2 separate regions of the Homo sapiens genome follow, and region 1 is linked to region 2. A link is an interaction called in ENCODE POLR2A ChIA-PET data of the cell type or tissue named here. Cell type or tissue: HepG2. All regions are shown on one strand. Links, peaks and the distances in the headings refer to the core of each region. The heading gives the core; the rest is flanking DNA.

Evidence for each region. ChIA-PET counts read pairs that join two places held together with the same protein. Peaks named below come from ENCODE experiments on the same cell type or tissue, not always from the same donor. Only the 100,000 strongest peaks of a DNase experiment are listed, where the experiment ranks them.
Region 1: POLR2A ChIA-PET joins it to region 2 with 8 read pairs; 4 of 35 experiments call an interaction of 5 or more read pairs at or near these places.

What each region holds. Positions count from the first base shown.
Region 1 is chr14:34,737,789-34,747,334 of GRCh38, forward strand. It overlaps the pseudogene RPL12P6. Among named protein-coding and RNA genes, the nearest start is that of CFL2, 28 kb to the left of the region's middle. In HepG2, for the core only: no CTCF peak of the experiment used is centred there; DNase peaks (open chromatin) are centred at 4,928 and 5,215.
Region 2 is chr14:34,986,185-34,995,730 of GRCh38, forward strand. The region is part of intron 1 of SRP54 (signal recognition particle 54); the gene reads left to right. Among named protein-coding and RNA genes, the nearest start is that of SRP54, 8.0 kb to the left of the region's middle. In HepG2, for the core only: no CTCF peak of the experiment used is centred there; no DNase peak of the experiment used is centred there.

The sequences.
Region 1 (9,546 bases), core at 2,498-6,497, 250 kb before region 2:
TGTTTAAGTTCTTTGTAGATTCTGGATAGTAACACTTTGTCAAATGGATAGATTGCAAAAATTTTCTCCCATTCTGTAAGTTACCTGTTCACTCTGATGATAGTTTCTTTTGCTTTGCAGAAGCTCTTTAGTTTAATTAGATCCCATTTGTCAATTTTGGCTTTTGTTGCCATTGCTTTTGGTGTTTTAGTCATGAAGTCTTTGCCCATGCCTATGTCCTGAATGGTATTGCCTAGGTTTTTTTTCTAGGGTTTTTACGGTTTTAGGTTTTTTTTTTTTGAGACGGAGTCTCGTTCTGTTGCCCAGGCTGGAGTGCAGTGGCACAATCTTGGCTCATTGCAACCTCCGCCTCCCAGGTTCACGCGATTCTCCTGCCTCAGCCTCCTGAGTAGCTGGGATTATAGGTGCACACCACCATACCTGGCTAATTTTTTGTGTATTTTTAGTAGAGACAGGGTTTCACTGTGTTGGCCAGACTGGTCTCGAACTCCTGATCTTGTGATCCTCCCACCTCGGCCTCCCAAAGTGCTGGGATTACAGGCATGAGCCACTGCGTGCAGCAGGTTTTAGGTCTTACGTTTAAGACTTTAATCCATCTTGAGTTAATTTTTGTTTAAGGTTTAAGGAAGGGGTCCAGTTTCAGTTTTTTGTGTATGGCTAGCCAGTTTTCCCAGCACCATTTATTAAATAAGGAATCATTTCCCCAATGCTTGTTTTTGTCAGGTTTGTCAAAGATCAGATGGTTGTAGATGTGTGGTGTTATTTCTGAGGGCTCTGTTCTGTTCCATTGATCTATATATCTGTTTTGGTACCAGTACCATGCTGTTTTGGTTACTGTAGTCTTGTAATATAACTTGAAGTCAGGTAGCGTGATGCCTCCAGCTTTGTTTTTTTGCTTAGGATTTTCTTGGCTATACGGTCTCTTTTTTTTTTGGTTCAATATGAAATTTAAAGTAGTTTTTTCTAATTCTGTGAAGAAAGTCAGTGGTAGCTTGATGGGGATAGCATTGAATCTATAAATTACTTTTGGCAGTATGGCCAGTTTCACAACATCAATTCTTCCTATCCATGAGCATGGAATGTTTTTCCATTTGTTTGTGTCCTCTCTTATTTCCTTGAGTAGTGGTTTGTAGTTCTCCCCCTTGTAAGTTGTATTCCTAGGTATTTTATTCTCTTTGTAGCAGTTGTGAATGGGAGTTCACTCATGATTTGGCTCTCTGTTTATTATTGGTGTATAGGAATGCTTGTGATTTTTGCACATTGATTTTGTATCCTGAGACTGCTGAAGTCGCTTAACAGCTTAAGGAGATTTCAGGCTGAGACAATGGGGTTTTCTAAATATACAATCATGTCATCTGCAAACAGAGACAATTTGACTTCCTCTCTTCCTGTTTGAATACGCTTTATTACTTTCTCTTGCCTGATTGCCCTGGCCAGAACTTCCAATACTATGTTGAATAGGAGTGGTGAGAGAGGACATCCCTGTCTTGTGCCGGTTTTCAAAGGGAATGCTTCCAGTTTTTGGCCATTCAGTATGATATTGGCTGTGGGTTTGTCATAAATAGCTCTTACTATTTTGAGATACATTCCATCAGTACCTAGTTTATTGAGAGTTGTTAGCATGAAGGGGTGTTGAATTTTGTCAAAGGCCTTTTCTGCATCTATTGAGATAATCATGTGGTTTTTGTCATTGGTTCTGTTTATGTGATGGATTACGTTTATTGATGTGCATATGTTGAACCAGCCTTGTATCCCAGGGATGAAGCCCACTTGATCATGGTGGATAAGCTTTTTGATGTGCTGCTGGATTCGGTTTGCCAGTATTTTATTGAGGATTTTTGCATCGACGTTCATCAGGGATATTGGTCTAAAATTCCCTTTTTTTGTTGTGTCTCTGCCAGGCTTTGGTATCAGGATGATGCTGGCCTCATAAAATGAGTTAGGGAGGATTCCCTCTTTTTCTATTGTTCGGAATAGTTTCAGAAGGAATGGTATCTGCTCCTCTTTGTACCTCTGGTAGAATTTGGTTGTGAATCCATCTGGTCCTGGACTTTTTTTGGTTGGTAGGCTATTACTGCCTCAATTTCAGAACTTGTTATTGGTCTATTCAGGGATTCAACTTCTTCTTGGTTTGACTTGGGAGGGTGTATGTGTCCAGGAATTTATCCATTTCTTCTAGATTTTCTAGTTTATTTGCGTAGAGGTGTTTATAGTATTCTCTGATGGTAGTTTGTATTTCTGTGGGATCAGTGGTGATATCCCCTTTATCATTTTTTATTGCATCTATTTGATTCTTCTCTCTTTTCTTCTTTATTAGTCTGGCTAGCAGTCTATCTATGTTGTTGATCTTTTCAAAAAACCAGCTCCTGGATTCATTGATCTTTTGAACGGTTTTTCATGTCTCTATCTCTTTCAGTTCTGCTCTGATCTTAGTTATTTCTTGTCTTCTGTTAGCTTTTGAATTTGTTTGCTCTTGCTTCTCTTCTCTAGTTCTTTTTTTTTCACCAGTTGTCAAATGATTCTTTACTGAAATATTTTCCTTTGTGCTTAACTGGCTGGGCATTCCACAGCACCAATGTTGATGTGATCTATGATGTCATGAGGGTGGCGGCCATCAACGTTACAGCCCACAGACTGGGCAGTCCCCAGGATCTCTTTAATGGTTCCAGAGAGTTCTCTGGCTAAGGATCAGTGCCGCATCTGTCAAGCAATGTTGACGATCTCATCAAAAGTGATATTCCCACGGTGTTTAATGTTTTTCTATTTCTTTCTGTGTCTTGGTGGTTCCTTAAGAGCTTTGATGATTAGGGCAGAGGCAGAAGGCACCACTTCAATCTGGGCCTGTCTGTTCTGAATGGTCAGTTTCACTGTAATCCTCAGGCCCTTCCAGTCACCCGTTGCCTTGGCAATGTCATCACCAACCTTTTTTGGAGACAGACCCAGGGGGCCGATCTTGGGGGCCAGGGCAGAAGTGGCACCGACTTCACCTCCGGTGCACCTCAGGTATACGACTTTGATTTCGTTGGGGTCGAACTTTGGCGGCATGGTGGAGGCGGCTGGTGCGGAATGACCAAAGAAAGTTGCACCTTGGCCTCCTCCAAGCCGAAAGCCGAGAGCTCTCTAGTTCTTTTAATTGTGATGTTAGGGTGTCGATTTCAGATCTTTCCTGCTTTCTCTTGTGGGCATTTAATGCTATAAATTTCCCTCTAAACACTGCTTTAGATGTGTCCCAGAGATTCTGGTACATTGTGTCTTTGTTCTCATTGGTTTCAAAGAACTTACTTATTTCTGCCTTAATTTCGTTATTTACCCAGTACTCATTCAGGAGCAGGTTGTTCAGTTTCCATGTAGTTGTGTGGTTTTGAGTGAGTTTCTTAAGGGAATTGTTGGCAAGATGGCCAAATAGGAACAGCTCTGGTCTGCAGCTCCCAGCGAGACTGATGTGGAAGGTGGGTGATTTCTGCATTTCCACCTGAGGTACCTGATTTATCTCATTGGGACTGGTTGGACAGTGGGTGCAGCCGACAGACAGCAAGCCGAAGCAGGGTGGGGTGTTGCCTCACCTGGGAAGCACAAGGGGTTGGGGAACTCCCTCCCCTAGCCAAGGAAGTCCCACTAAGGGACTGTGCCATGAGGAACACTGCACTCCAGGCCAGATACTGCGCCTTTCCCATGGTCTTCACTTTTTTTTTTTTTTTTTCCAAGACAGGGTCTTGTTCTGTCACCCAGGCTGGAGTGCAGTGGCGTGATCTCGGCTCACTGCAACCTCTGCCTCCCGGGTTCAAGCAATTCTCCTGCCTCAGCCTCCTGAGTAGCTGGGATTATAGGTGCATGCCACCACGCCCAGCTAATTTTTGTGTTTTTAGTAGAGACGGGGTTTCACCATGTTGGCCAGGCTGGTCTTGAACTCCTGACGTTGTGATTCTCCTGCCTTGGCCTCCGAAAGTGCTGGGGTTACAGGCGTGAGCCACCGTGCCTGGCCGAGTGACATACATTTTTAGCTCTACTAAGAAAGAGTTCAAGCTAAGAGTCTTTGATCTTCTAGGATTTCTAACACATGTGAACTCTACATGCTTTCTGTAATTCTACCAGATGTAGCCAAATTGTTCATAGTGAGTCCATCAACTTATAACTAGCTTTAGTTACAGATCTCTTGCCTTCTACTATTATACAGGGTGGATTTTCAGATGCGGATGTTCTTTTGATTTGTGGTTTGCCCATTTCCTTCCAAGAAGTTGTCAAAAATGGCCTGGACTGGTGGAACCTTTACCATAGTTTATGCTGAGATAGCATTATTATGCCAGTTAAACAAATGCAATACTTTGAAGACTCTGACCTAGTTAGTTTAGACTTTAGAGTGAAAAAACCTGAAATGAAATAGAGGAAGAGTATTAAGGTAGAAGCATATAGCTTGGGGGAAAATATATCTATTTTTTCATTTTGTTTATTGTATTCTCTTTTTTTTTCTCAATTTTTTTTACCTCCTCTTTGACCCATGGATTATCTAAAAGTATTTTGTTTAGTTTGGAGATTTTCCTGTTATGTTTCCATTATTGATTTCTAGTTTGATTTCATTGTGGCCACAGATTACATTTTACATAATTTCAGTTCTTTTAAATTTAAGGTTTGTTTTATGGCCCAGGATATGATCTGTCTTGGTGTATGTTCTGTTGTTGTGTTCTGTTGTTGGGTGGAGTTTTTCTAAGCCTGTATGTTACTGGTTGATGTTATTGTTTAGTTCTTTTATATCATTGCTGATTTTCTGCCTAGTTGTTCTAGTAATTGTTAAGAGGGAAGTGTTGAAGTCTCCGTCTGTAACTGTAGGTTTGTCTATTTCTCCTTTCAGTTCTATCAGCTTTTGCTTCATATATTTTGTGGCCCTAAACGCATGCACACTTCAGGTTAACATTCTTGGCTGGGTGCCATCATTGCAGCACTTTGGGAGGCCAAGGCAGGTGGGTCGCTTGAGCTGAGGATTTCGAAACCAGCCTGGGTAACATGGCGAAACCCCATCTCTACCAAAAATACAAAAATTAGCCGGGCATGGTGGCGTGTGCCTGTGGTCCTAGCTACTCAGGAGACTGAGGTGGGAGGGTCACCTGAATCTGGGGAGTTTGAGGCTGCAGCGAGCTGAGATTGTGCCACTGCATTCCAGCCTGGTGACAGAGTGAGACCCTGTATTTAAAAAAAAAAAATCCCCTGCACTCTTATTTATTCAGCCCTCCCTACCCACAACTCATAGTTCTTGGCCAATCTCTCTCTCTCTCTTTTTTTTTTTTGAGACAGTGTCTCTGTCTAGTGTCCAGGTTGGAGTGCAATGACCAGATCTCAGCTTATTGCAACCACTACTTCCTGGGTTCAAGTGATACTTCTGTCTCAGCCTCCCAAGTACCTGGGGCCACAGGCATGAGCCACCACTCCTGGCTAATTTTTGTATTTTTTGTAGAGACAGTGTTTCACCATATTGCCCAGGCTGATCTCGAACTCCTGAGCTCAAATGATCATCCTAACTCAGCTTCCCAAAGTGCTGAGATTAGAGGTGTGAGCTACTCCACCCAGCCTAGATAACTTCTTTTTTTTAATTTTTATTTTTAGATGGAGTCTCGCTCTGTCGCCCAGGCTGGAGTGCAGTGGCATGATCTCGGCTCACTGCAACCTCTGCCTCCCGGGTTGACGCCATTCTCCTGCCTCAGCCTCCCAAGTAGCTGGGACTACAGGTGCCTGCCGCCACTCCTGGCTAATTTTTTGTATTTTTAGTAGAGATGGGGTTTCACCGTGTTAGCCAGGATGGTCTTGATCTCCTGACCTCATGATCTGCCCACCTCAGCCTCCCAAAGTGCTGGGATTATAGGCGGGAGCCACCACGCCTGGCCTTTTTTTTTTTTTTTTTTTTTTTGAGAAAGAATCTCACTCTTGTTGCCCAGGCTGGAGTGCAGTAGTGTAATCTTGGCTCACTGTAACCTCTACCTCTGGGTTCAAGTGATTCTCCTGTCTCAGCCTCCTGAGTAGCTGGGATTACAGGTGCATGCCACCATGCCCGGCTAATTTTTGTATTTTTAGTAGAGATGGGGTTTCACCATGTTGGCCAGGCTGGTCTCGAAATCCTGACCTCAAGTGATCTACCCGCCCTGGCCTCCCAGAGTGCTGGGATTACAGGCGTGAGCCACTGTGCCCGGCCAACAGTTTTGTTTTTGAACAAAACTCGAACAGTTTGTTCCTGAAAAATATTGCGCCACTTCTTTCTCCCACCATTTTCTAGTGTGTTCTAATTGATTTCCCCTTATACGTAAAATGTCACTCATTTTCTGCTGGCTATTTTCAAGATTTTTTTGTCTTTAGTTTTCAGAAAATTAATTATGATGTCTTGGCATGGATTTCTTTGGGTTTATCCTTTTCAGAGTTTGTTCACCTTCTTGAATCTGTGGGTTGTCTCTTGGGGAATTTTGAGTTATTTCTTTGAGGGCTTTGTTAGTCCCACCTTTTTTCTCCTCTGCTTTGGCAACTCTGATGACATGAATGTTAGTTTTTTTTTTATTATAGTTCCCTAAGGTCATGTTCAATTTTGTTCAATCTGTTTTTTCTCTGTTGCTCAGATTGGGTAATATGTATTCTAGTTTACTGATTCTTTCCTCTCTCTCCTCCATTGTCCTGTTGGGTCCATCCACTGAGATTTTTCTTTTGGTTACTGTGCCCTAAATTTTCCATTTGGTTCTTCTTCATAACTTCTGTATTCTGAGACTTTGTATTTCTTTGCTGAGTGCAGTAGGCAGAATGGTCCTCCAAAGATGTCCATGTCTTAATCCCTGGAACTGTGAATATGTTACTCTACATGGCAAAATAAACTTTAAAATAATGTGCTTGAGGATTTGAACAGGGGGATTAGCTTGGATTGTCTGGTGGGTGCAATCTAATTACATGGGTCCTTAAAATCAGAGAAACTTTCCTGCTTGTGGTTAGAGGAAGATGTGACAGAAAGGCACAGAGATGTCATGTTGCTGGCTTTGAAGATGGAGGAAGAGGGCTACATGCCGAGGAATGTGGGTAGAAGCTGGAAGGAGCGAGGAAATAGATTCTCCCTTAGGGTCTCTACAAAGTAACAGCCTTGTGGACAAATTGATTTAGCCCAGTTAAGACCCATGTCAGACTTCTAACCTACAGCTAACGAATCTGCATTAAGCTGGTGAATTTGTGGTGATTTGTTATGGCAGCAATAGGAAACTAGTACACTGAAGCTACTTTATTTGTTTCAGGGATGTTCATAATTGCTCATTGAAGCATTTTCATCATGGCTGCTTTAAAATCTTTGTCAATTGTTCTAACATGTCATTTTGGTGTTGACATCTTTTTTTTCATTCAGTTTCAATCTTCTTGGTTCTTCGTATGAATGATTTTTTATTGAAATGCGGACATTTTCGTATTGTTATGAGCCTTTTATTTTTTGTTGCAAAAAAATAAAAATAAAGTCTCATAACAGTATAAAAATGTCTGGGTCTCAATCTGTCATTCAGGCTGGAGTGCAGTGGCTTGCTCTCGGCTCACTGCAACCCCCACCTCCCACACTCAAGCGATTCTCCCACCTCAGCCTCCCGAGTAGCTGGGACCACAGGCATGTGCCAGCATGCCCAGCTAATTTTTGTATTTTTTGTAGAGACAGGTTTTGCCATATTGCCCAAGCTGGTGTCGAACTCCTGGGTTTGGCCGGCTTTGGCCTCCCGAAGTGCTGGGATTCCAGTCATGAGCCACCATGCCCAGCCCATGATGAGACTTAATACCTTATTTAAACCTAGTTTTAGCTGGCTTTCTGTGACACCATTCTGGCAAAGAAAGCTGGGTTGCTTCCTTGTAACTGCCAGATACAAGTAGAAGTCCAAGTTCTCCTGCCAGCCTCTTTGACACCAGAAAGGGGGTGCTCCTTGCTATTGGTGGGCAGATGTGTGAATCAGCCCCCCAGACGGTCTGTACTGACACTGGGAGGGATTGGGGGTATCTCATTTCTGCCAGCAGGGATGAAAGGCCAGGTTCCTTACTTTGCCTTTCTTGTTCCTTACTTCTCTGACACCACTCCGGTGGGTGCACTGTACCGCCTCATTTTATCCTTCTGGGGATGGAAGTGTAGACTCCCTGCTTGTTCTTTGTTGGTGTGGATATGGGTAGGGCCAGGGTTGGTTGGTTGGTTTGTTTTTTGTGGTGTTTGGCTGGGATAGTGGTTATTGTCTAGGTTTTCTGTCTTATTAGGCTGCCCCTGTCCTAGTTCTTTGGCTAGAGAGGCTTTTGTTGTGGCTTTACACTTCGTCTGTGCCACTTGGCATTTTCAAGTTTCCGCTTCTTTAGCATCAAGTCTGATATATAAGTCAAAAAGAAAACCTAGGGAACTTACCACTGTCTTTCCTCTGGTCCCAAGGTCCTTTAGTCAGTCTGACTTATTGTCACCTTTCAGTCTTATTTTTGTTTTATATAGAACGTCCAGGGTTTTTAGCTATACTGAGTGGGAGGAATAGGAGAGAAGATGCCTGCTTCGTCTTACCAGAAATGGAAGTCTGTCTAAAGACCACTTATTCTTTTTTTTTTTCGAGATGGAGTCTTGCTCTGTCACCCAGGCTGGAGTGCTGTGGTGCGATCTCAGCTCACTGCAACCTCTGCCTCCTGGGTTCAAGTAGCTGGGATTACACAGGCATGTGCCACCACACCCGGCTAATTTTGTATTTTTATTAGAGATGGGGTTTCACCATGTTGGCCAGGCTGGTCTCGAACTCCTGACCTCAGGTGATCTGCCTGCCTCGGCCTTCTAGTGATGGGGTTACAGGCGTGAGCCACCACACCCTGACCTGGGACCATGTTTTTTTTTTTTTTTTTTGCAGTGAGCCCAGAGTAGCCAGGACCACTTTTTAAAGCAGATTTTTCTCCTAGGTTTTTGGATTACATATTGGCAGATTTTTTTCCAGCCCACATTTTCAATAAAGGTATACTCCTACGTGGGTTACAGCTTTATATGGGTTTTCAGTTCAATCCTGATTTGAGTGAGCCCAAGGGCCTATCTCCTGTCTCCACATAGGTTTTAAAACCTAAGTCCCTGGAGTGTTGAGACTATCTAACTCTCCTTTATGGGCTGGCACCTGCCACTCCACAACCAGGAGAGCATCGGCTTCAGCTCATGTGACTACCAGAATAGTTTTAGTCTCTCAAGTGTACTTAGCTATGAATTTAATCAGATAAGATGCCTGTAGTATTTTACTTAGCATTTCTAGGTATTTAAAAAATTTAGGCTGGGTGCGGTGGCTCATGCCTGTAATCCCAGCACTTTGTGGGGCCGAGGCAGGCAGATCACCTGAGGTCAGGAGCTCGAGACCAGCCTGGCCAACATGGTGAAACCCTGTCTCTACTAAAAATACAAAAATTAGCCGGGCATGGTGGCGGGTGCCTGTAATTCCAGCTACTCGGGAGGCTGAGGCAGGAGAACTGCTTGAACCCGGGAGGCAGAGGTTGCAGTGAGCCGAGATCACGCCATTGCACTCCAGCCTGGGGGACAAGAATGAGACTTCGTCTCAA
Region 2 (9,546 bases), core at 2,461-6,460:
TATTTTACATAAAATGAGTTTTAAAATTTGAAAAACAATTACTTTAATGAAGAGAAAGTTGCTTGATACTTCTTGATATAATTGAATATAATCTTTGGTGCTAAGTTAAGACAGAGGTGGTATGATGCATAATTTATCTTTTGAAGGGAGTCTTGTGTTAAACTGTTATATTTGATTAGGAATTAGAACTTCTCTCATGCTGGGACAATTTCTGGAGTACATAGTAGGTGTTTAATGAATGAGTAAATGAATACAAGTGGCAGCTCCATCCCAACCTCTAGTCTGTTGACTAGTTGCACTCTAATTCTCACAAGGAACGCTTTGGAAAATAATTTTCCCTTGACTTAAAAAATAGTGTTCTCAGTCATTACTAAAAAATTGGAAATTAGAAAAAGATATAAGAAAATAAAAATTGCTGGTCGTGGTGGCTCACGCCTGTAATCCCAGCACTTTGGGAGGCTGAGGCGGGTGGATCATGATGTCAGGAGTTCAAGACCAGCCTGGCCAAGATAGTGAAAACCCATCTCTACTACAAATATAAAAAATTAGCTGGGTGTGGTGGCAGGCACCTGTAATCCCAGCTACTTGGGAGGCCAAGGCAGGAGAATCGCTTGAACTCGGAGGGCAGAGGTTGCAGTGAGCCGAGATTGTGCCACTGCACTCCAGTGGGCACAGAGTGAGACTCTGTCTCAAAAAAAAAAAATTGCTAGTTATTCATCATCCAGAGATAACAAATGTTATTTTAACAGTTTATTAAAATATAATTCTTGGCTGGGTGCGGTGGCTTAAGCCTGTCCCAACACTTTGGGAGGCCAAGGCAGGCAGATCACAAGGTCAGGAGATCCAGAGCATCCTGGCTAACAAGGTGAAACCCCATCTCTACTAAAAATACAAAAAATTAGCCGAGCATGGTGGCACTCCATGTAGTCCCAGCTACACGGGAGGCTGAGGCAGGAGAATCGCTTGAATCCAGAAGGCAGATATTGCAGTGAGCCGAGATCTTGCCACTGCACTCTAGCCTGGGTGACAGAGAGACACTACATCTGAAAAAAAAAAAAAAAAATATATATATATATGTGTGTGTGTGTGTGTATATATATATACACACACACACACACATAATTCTTAGTTCACCTAAAGTGTACAATTGAAAGGATTATAGTGTATTTACAAAGTTACGCAACTATCACCATAATCAATTTTCGTACATTTTTATTATCCCATGAAGAAACCCCATACCTATTAGCAATCATTCCCTATTTTACTCCATCTCCTGAGCCCTAAGCAACTATTAATCCACTTTCTGTCTCTGTAGATTTATGTATTCTGAACAATTCATGTGGAACCATAATATGTGATCTTTTGTGACTGGGTTTTTTCACTTATGTTTCGAAGATTAATCCATGTTGTGGCATATGTTCAGTACTTCATTTCTTTTTATTGCCTAGTGATATACCTTTGTATTTTATTCTACATTTTACTTATCCGTTCATAAGTTGAAGGATATTTGGGTTGTTTCTACTTTTTGGCTATTATGAATAATGCTGCTCTGACCATTCATGTACAAGTATTTGGATGATATCTTATTAAGATTTTGATTTACAATTCCCTGATGGCTAATATTTTTTAATACTTGTTTTTAGACTGTGTTTAACAAAATATGGATTATACTACATATGCAGTTTTGTAGTCTGCCTTTTGCATTTAAGCCTGTTTTTAGCATTAGCAAGCATATTTTACAAAAGAATTTTCCTAATTTTTGCTCCCCTCTTTACTCCCCGCCAAAACCATAAATTCTTGGGAAACCTTGCTTAAATTAATATACCTAGAAAATACAATCCATATTAATATATACCAGATTATTATTGGTTGTTACCATGGTATGGGAGTGGGTAGAATTAGGGGAATTATATTTTCTACCTTAAATATTTCTGTAATGTTTTAACTTTTACAGTGAAGATACATCATTTTGTAATCACAGAACATAAAGGTGAATTATTTCCTTGGGGAATAAGTAGATTCAGCATGAAAAACAGTTCCTAAATTTGAAAGTCATAATTAACATTGTAAAATTAGTCATTAAAATATATTTCACTAAGCTGGGTGCGGTGGTTCACGCCTGTAATCCTAGCACTTTGGGAGGCTGAGGTGGGTGGATCACGAGGTCAAGAGGTCGAGACCATCCTGGCCAACATGGTGAAACCCCGTCTCTACTAAAAATACAAAAATTAGGTGGGTGTGGTGGCATGCGCCTGTAGTCCCAGCTACTCAGAAAGCTGAGGCAGGAGAATCTCTTGAACCCAGGAGGTGGAGGTTGCAGTGAGCTGAGATCACACCACTGCACTCCAGCCTGGCGACAGAGTGAGACTCCATCTCAAAAAAAAAAAAAAAAAAATATATATATATATATAACATATATATATATAATGTATATATTTTACTAAATACAATACCTATAGGCCATTTTGTTAACTAAATTTACTTTTCTGTGGTCCTAGACTGTGAACACATATGCTGTGCAGAATTAAGAAAAATATTTAGTATTAAAGTCAGAAAAGCAAATACTGGTTATTAGCCTTTGACTGCTTTATAGAAAAGTATACAGTTGTCTCTTGCTATCTGGGGGGGATTGATTCCAGGACCAAAATCAGAGGATGCTCAAGTCCCTGATGTAAAATGGTGTAGTATTTGCATATGACCTATGCACATCCTTCCATGTACTTTAAAGCATCTCTAGATCAATACCTAATACAAAATGTAAATAGTTGTTATACCATATTTATATCCTTAAGAAAATACTTGTTATACTGTATTGTTTAGGGAATAATGACAAGAAAAGTCTGTACATGTTCACTAGAGACACAATTTTTTTTCTGAATGTTTTGATTTGTAGTTGGTTGAATCCATGGTTGTGAAGCCCCAGATACAGAAGGCTGACTGTACTATGTAGAAGTAATTTTTCTAAGTATATTTAGTTCTTGAGGCTAATATTGATTCAAAAAGTCATTGACAAGGACTTAGAAGAAAGGACTTTTGGCCAGGTGCAGTGGCTCATGCCTGTCTATAATCCGAGCACTTTGGGAGGCCACGGTGGGTGGATCACCTGAGGTCAGGAGTTCAAGACCAGCCTGACCAACATGGTGAAACCCTGTCTCTACTAAAAATACAAAAAATTACCTGGGCGTGGTGGTGGGCACCTGTAATCCTAGCTGCTCGGGAGGTTGCAGTGAGCTGAGATTGCCCCATTGCACTCCAGCCTGGGCAACAAGAGCAAAACTCTGTCTCAAAAAAAAAAAGAACTTTTTTGTAGGGATTATGTTGTAATAGGATTTGACATAGCTAATCATTAGACTCTGTTTATATAATCTCAGATCAGGCAAATCTGGCAGGAATATTTATAATTGTTTATGTAGAGAAAGGTGGGTTTTTGGACACTGCAGCTTCTGTTGAATAATAATCTGGCAGTTGTAATTGCCACTAAATTTTAAAGATTCCAGGAGTGGTTCCTGAATGATGGGACAGACACTTCTGTAAGATTGTTCAGAAAATTTCCAGCTTACTTACACTCCATATAATACAGAGAGAGATAGTTGGTATCATTAAAAAAAGAAAGGAAGTTAATAGTTAATATGCTAGGTTTTTGAAGACAGCTTTATATGTATTGTCTCATTTAATCCTCACAACAGCCCTTCAGGGTAACTACCTTGGTAATGGTATCTTCATTTTGCAAGTGAGGAAAGTGAGGCTCAGAGAGATTAAGTAACTTGCCCAAAGTAACACAGCCAGTATGTAACAGAGCTAGGATTTGAATCTAAGTCTGTCAGACTCCAAAATCTATGCTCTTTCCAGTACTTCACACTGCAGCAAGTAAGTGTGATACTTGGCCCTGTGATTGCCTTACTTAGGGCACCCAAAACTTCAGCCTGTTTCTATTGCTTACTATCCAAATCCTAGTCAGACCCCAGTTAGAAGACCCTGTGACTCGAGCCAGGATCAGTCCTTGTATGTACTGGTCTGATTGCAGTGATAGTTATCATTTCTTTCTGAACGTTGCAATTACTCCTCCACAAAGAGGAATATACATCTTTAAATATGATTAAAATGTGATTTCTTCTATTATAGCATAGCAGCAAAATTTGTCCTTGCAGTTTCCAGCAGGTGTATTCAACCCTATAATTTAAAGCTTCATTCATACTCTAGCCAAAGGACTATGGGAAGTCATTTTGCTTTTTTTTGGCAGGGAACGGCTGTTCTATTCCCTATCCTGCTTATATCATAAAATTGTTGTAAGAGTGAAATGAGATAATAGATGTTCAACTGTAAGAAAGTACTGTGTGGTAATCTCTTACCTTTCTAAAAGCCCCATCTAAGTAGAGATTCTTCCTTTGTGAAATTCTAGCATATACAGATTTATTTCTATAAATCGTTTTAGTTAGGCAAGAGAATCTTGAGAGTGTACTTGAATTGTAGATTACTCCAACCTGAGATTTAGGCTTAGCTATTAACATACAAAAGGTATTTTTCACTTTAGTGTACATATTAGAACAAGGTGAGGTTAATTTTTAAGTATCTTGTTGGAAATGCATGGCAGGGAAATTCTGAAGAAGAATTATAAGTAATGACAAATAAATATATTTAATGTACAGTACAAATTACCCAAGTTATTGTTTTTCTTTTGATTCATCATATTATCTTCATTGATTTATTTTAGTGGCTTTTAAAGATATTTGCAGTGCCTTTCATGACTTTAGTTCTCTGGTCTCGCTTTTTCCCTAAGGCCTTAAATACATCATTTCATTCATTCATAATGTTCATTTTTATTAAGGATTTACTGTATAAGGCTGAGGATAGATAAAGCAGTGAGCTCACAGGAGAAAGCAAAAGAGGCAAAAATCCCTGCCCTTGTGCAGGTTAAATTTCTTTTCTTTTTTTTTTTTTTTTTTTTGTTGTTGTTGTTGTTGTTGAGATGGAGTTTTGCTCTTTCACCCAGGCTGGAGTGCAGTGGCACGATCTGGGCTCACTGTAACCTCCACCTCCTGGGTTCAAGCGATTCTCATGCCTCAGCCTTCTGAGTACCTGGGATTACAGGCATCTGCCACCGCGCCTGGCTAATTTTTGTATTTTCAGTAGAGATGGGGTTTCACCATGTTGGCCAGGCTGGTCTCGAACTCCTGACCTCAGGCAATCCACTCACCTCGGCCTCCCAAAGTGCTGGGATTACAGGCATGAGCCACCACACCTGGCCACAGCTTACATTTCAATAGTGAGATTATAGGTGACAAATAATATAAATAAGCCATATGTCAGTTGATAATAGAACAATAGGAAAAAATAAAGGGAAGAGGGTTGCAGTTTTAAATAAGTGATTAGGGAAGACCTCATTGAGAAATGGCATCTGGACAAATCTGAAGGAAATGAGGGAGGGAGTTATGTTGTCAAGCAGAGGAAGAGCATGCTGGCTAGTACCGAGACACTGAGGTGGAAATGTGTAGCAGCAATAGCAAGGAGGTCAGTATGATTAAAATCAGTCATGCGTGTGTGTTGGGGGTGGGGGGTGGAGGGGGCCTTACAGTCCATTCTGAGGACTTTACATCTGTGTGCAATGGAAGTCATTGAGATTTTAAGCAAAATTCTAACACGGAGTTTTCAGGAACACATCATCCTTGGACATTGTAGAGGAAACACTGTAAGTTAAAGGTATTATTAGATGTTCTTACTCCTCTACTGAAATGCAGGATTTTATTTTGTTTTTGTGTTTTGTGTTTTAAGACGGAGTTTTGCTCTTGTCATCCAGGCTGGAGTGCAGTGGCACCATCTCGGCTCACTGCAACCTCCGCCTCCTGGTTCAAGCAATTCTCCTGCCTCAGTCTCCAGAGTAGCTGGGATTACAGGCATCTGCCACCAAGCCTGGCTAATTTTTGTGTTTTTAGTAGAGATGGGGTTTCGCCATGTTGACCAGGCTGGCCTTGAACTCCTGACTTCAGGTGATCCACCCGCCTTGGCCTCCCAAAGTGCTGGGATTACAGGCGTGAGCCACTGGGCCCGGACAGATTTTGTTATTTTATATATTAAAACTATATGTATTCATGTATTATATAATAAAATATATTTTTTAAATTTAAGGCAAAAATGTTTTAAAATACACACTGCCAGTAACTACTTGCAGAAGGAAAAGTATATTGGAAAACCTCACAGAAGTTTTTAAAATTTTTAAATTTAAAACAACCAGTTAACATGGAAAGTTAGATTTATATTTAAGAATTTACTAGGCAGCCATAAAAAGAATGAAATCATGTCCTTTGCAGCAACATGGATGGAGCAGGAGGCCATTATCCTAAGAGAACTAATTCAGAAACAGAAAATCAAGTATCTCATGTTCTCACTTATAAGTGAGAGCTAAACATAGGTACCCATGGACATAAAGACGAAAGTAGTAGACACAGACCATTCCAAAATGGAAGAGTTTGGGAGAAGACTGAGGATTGAAAAAGTACCTCTTGGGTTCAAGGTTCAATATTTGGGTCATGTGTGTATAAGTCCAGTCCCCACCATTACACAGTATACCAGTGTAACAAACATACACATGTACCCTCTGAATCTAAAATAAATTAATTAAAAAAATTAAAGACACTTCCTAAAGTTTGCCCCCCCAAAAAGTTAACTAGTATGGCTTATTTATTTATTTATTTATTTATTTATTTGGAGATGGAGTCTCACTCCATCTCATCACAGTGATGTGATCTCGGCTCATTGCAACCTCCACCTCCTGGGTTCAAGTGATTCTCCTGCCTCACACTCCTGAGTAGCTGGGACTACCGGAGTGCACCACCATACCCGGCCAAGTTTTGTATATTTTGTAGAGATGGGGTTTCACCATGTTGGCTAGACTGGTCTTGAACTCCCAACCTCAAGCAATCTGCCTGCCTTGGCCTCCCAGAGTGCTGGGATTATAGGCGTAAACCACCATGCCTGGCTTAGTATAGCTTTTTAAAATGAAAGATGATCTGTTTATGACATGACCTCTAAAAAAGTTAATTGTGGTGTCATAAATAGGATTCTATCACTCCCAGTACCACCATGGTGAAGGATATAAACTGAAACATCTGAATCTTATTTCTTAAATGAAGAATATTAATTTAAGGATCAATAATTATTTTGTATAATGGGTATGGCATAAGAAATAAAAAGTCCTGGATCTTTTCCATGAGGTGGTTGGCTCTCAGGTTAAGTAACAATGTAATTGTAAAAAAATCTTATGGTAAGCAATTTTTTTTTCAATTTCATCAAGTATTGGTAGTAAGTTTTTTTTAAGTTCTAAATTACCAAATTGTACTTGAGTGAAAGTGTAGTGTTTAATTTGTAGCTCAGCCTGGGATATCTGTTTGCCAGTGATAGGTCCTCAAATGCATTTTCCCTTCCTGCCTTTTTATGATTCCTCTCACCTCTTTACTTTCTCTATGGTGAATGAGTCAGCTATTTCATCTTCCTGTTTGTCTTAAAATTAATTAATTAATTTATTTATTTATTGAGATGGAGTTTCACTCTTGTTGCCCAGGCTGGAGTGCAATGGCATGATCTCCAGCTCACCGCAATCTCCACCTCCCGGGTTCAAGCGATTCACCTGTCTCAGCCTCCCAAGTAGCTGGCATTACAGGCATGTGCCACCATACCTGGCTAATTTTGTATTTTTAGTAGAGACGGGGTTTCTCCATTTTGGTCAGGGTGGTCTCGAACTCCCAACCTCAGGTGATCCGCCTGCCTCGGCCTCCCAAAGTGCTGAGATTACAGGCATGAGCCACCGCACCTGGCCCAAAATTTATTTTTTTTAATACGGACTTTCTCTCTTGTTGCCCAGGCTGAGTGCAGTGGCGCGATCTCAGCTCACTGTAACCTCTGCCTCCCATCTTCAAGCGATTCTCCTGCCTCAGCCTTCTGAGTAGCTGGAATTAAAGGTGCCTGCCACCATGCCCAGCTAATTTTTTTTTTGTATTTTTAGTAGAGATAGGGTTTTGCCATGTTGGCCAGGCTGGTCTCGAACTCCTGACCTCAGATGATCCACCCACCTCGGCCTCCCAAAGTGCTGGGATTACAGGCGTGAGCCACCACGCCTGGTGCTGTTTCTCTTATTTTTAATCTCCTGTGTATTCTGTAGAAGGGATCTAGTCTGGATAATCTTGGTTGACTAAATTAGACTACATTAGTTTGGAAGGGTTACCAAAACAGTTGTTTTGAAGAGTTACCTTTTCTGCTAATATTGTTCATATTGGAAAATTGATATTCCCCAGACCGTGTTTTTAGAGCCCTTTGAAATCTCTGTTTCCTTCTAACTGTATACACCTCTGTCCTAAGCAGAATGTTTTGTTTCCTGTCCCCTAAATAATGCTCAGTGATCCATAAGTACAGTGCATATATAAGGCATAAGTATGTCCCAGACTTACCTCTCTCTCCATTTCTGCTTATGCTATTTCATCTTCCTCAAATTCCCTTTTGTCTTCTCCACTTACTCAAATTCTACTCTTATTTCAGGACCAAATTCATACTCAGTCTTTCCAATAAAGCCTATACTCTCTGCCTTAGTCTAAAATTCTTCCTTTTCTGTTTTCTTTTTTTGTGGAGACAGAGTCTCACTCTGTCACCCAGGCTGGATGGAGTGCAGTGGTGTGATCATGACCTCCTTGGCTCAAGCAATCCTCCCCTCACCCTCCCGAGTAGCTGGGACTACAGGCACATGCCGCCATGCCTGGCTACTTTTTTTTTTTTTTTTTTTTTTTTTTTAAGAGTTGAAGTCCTGCCTGCTATGTTGCCCAGGCTGGTTTCCAACTCCTGAGCCCAAGTGATCCTCCTTCCTTGGCCTCCCAAAGTGCTGGGATTACAGACATGAGCCACTGTACCTGGCCTTTTTTTTCCTTTTTTTTTTTTTCTTGTTCCAGAGAAGCAGAATCAATAAAGGGTGTGTGTGTGTGTGTGTGTGTGTGTGTGTGTGTGTGTGTGTGTGTGTGTGTGTAGAGAGAGAGAGGGAGAAATGGATATAAAGATATGTATTTATTATAAGGAATTGGCTCAGGCCGTTATGGAGACTTAAGTTTCAAGATCTGTAGGATGAGTTGGCAAGCTGGAGACCCAGGAGAGCCCATGGTGTAGATCCAGTCTGAATCTGAAGGCCTGAGAACTCAGAGAGCCATTGATGTAGTTTTAATCCAAAGGCTTGAGACCCACAAAGAACCAGTGTTTCAGTTTGAAGGCAAGAAAAGCTGATGTCCCTGTTAGCAGTCAGACAGGAGGAATTCTCTCTTAGTGTTTATTTTAGTGTTCATTTGTGTGCCTTGTCTTACCAGCTAGTAGGTAAGCATCTTGAGGGCAGGGACTACAAATCATATTTGCTTGTTTATCATCCATAAGCCCTTGCATCCTTACAAGTAGTAAGTACATCTAATATGTAATACTTTTATAAAACAGTAAGATTTTAGAGCTGGAAAGGGTTTTTGACTCTTAGTTAACTGAAACAGAAAGTCTGTTGCATGTGACTATTTTTTGGAAGAACCAGGA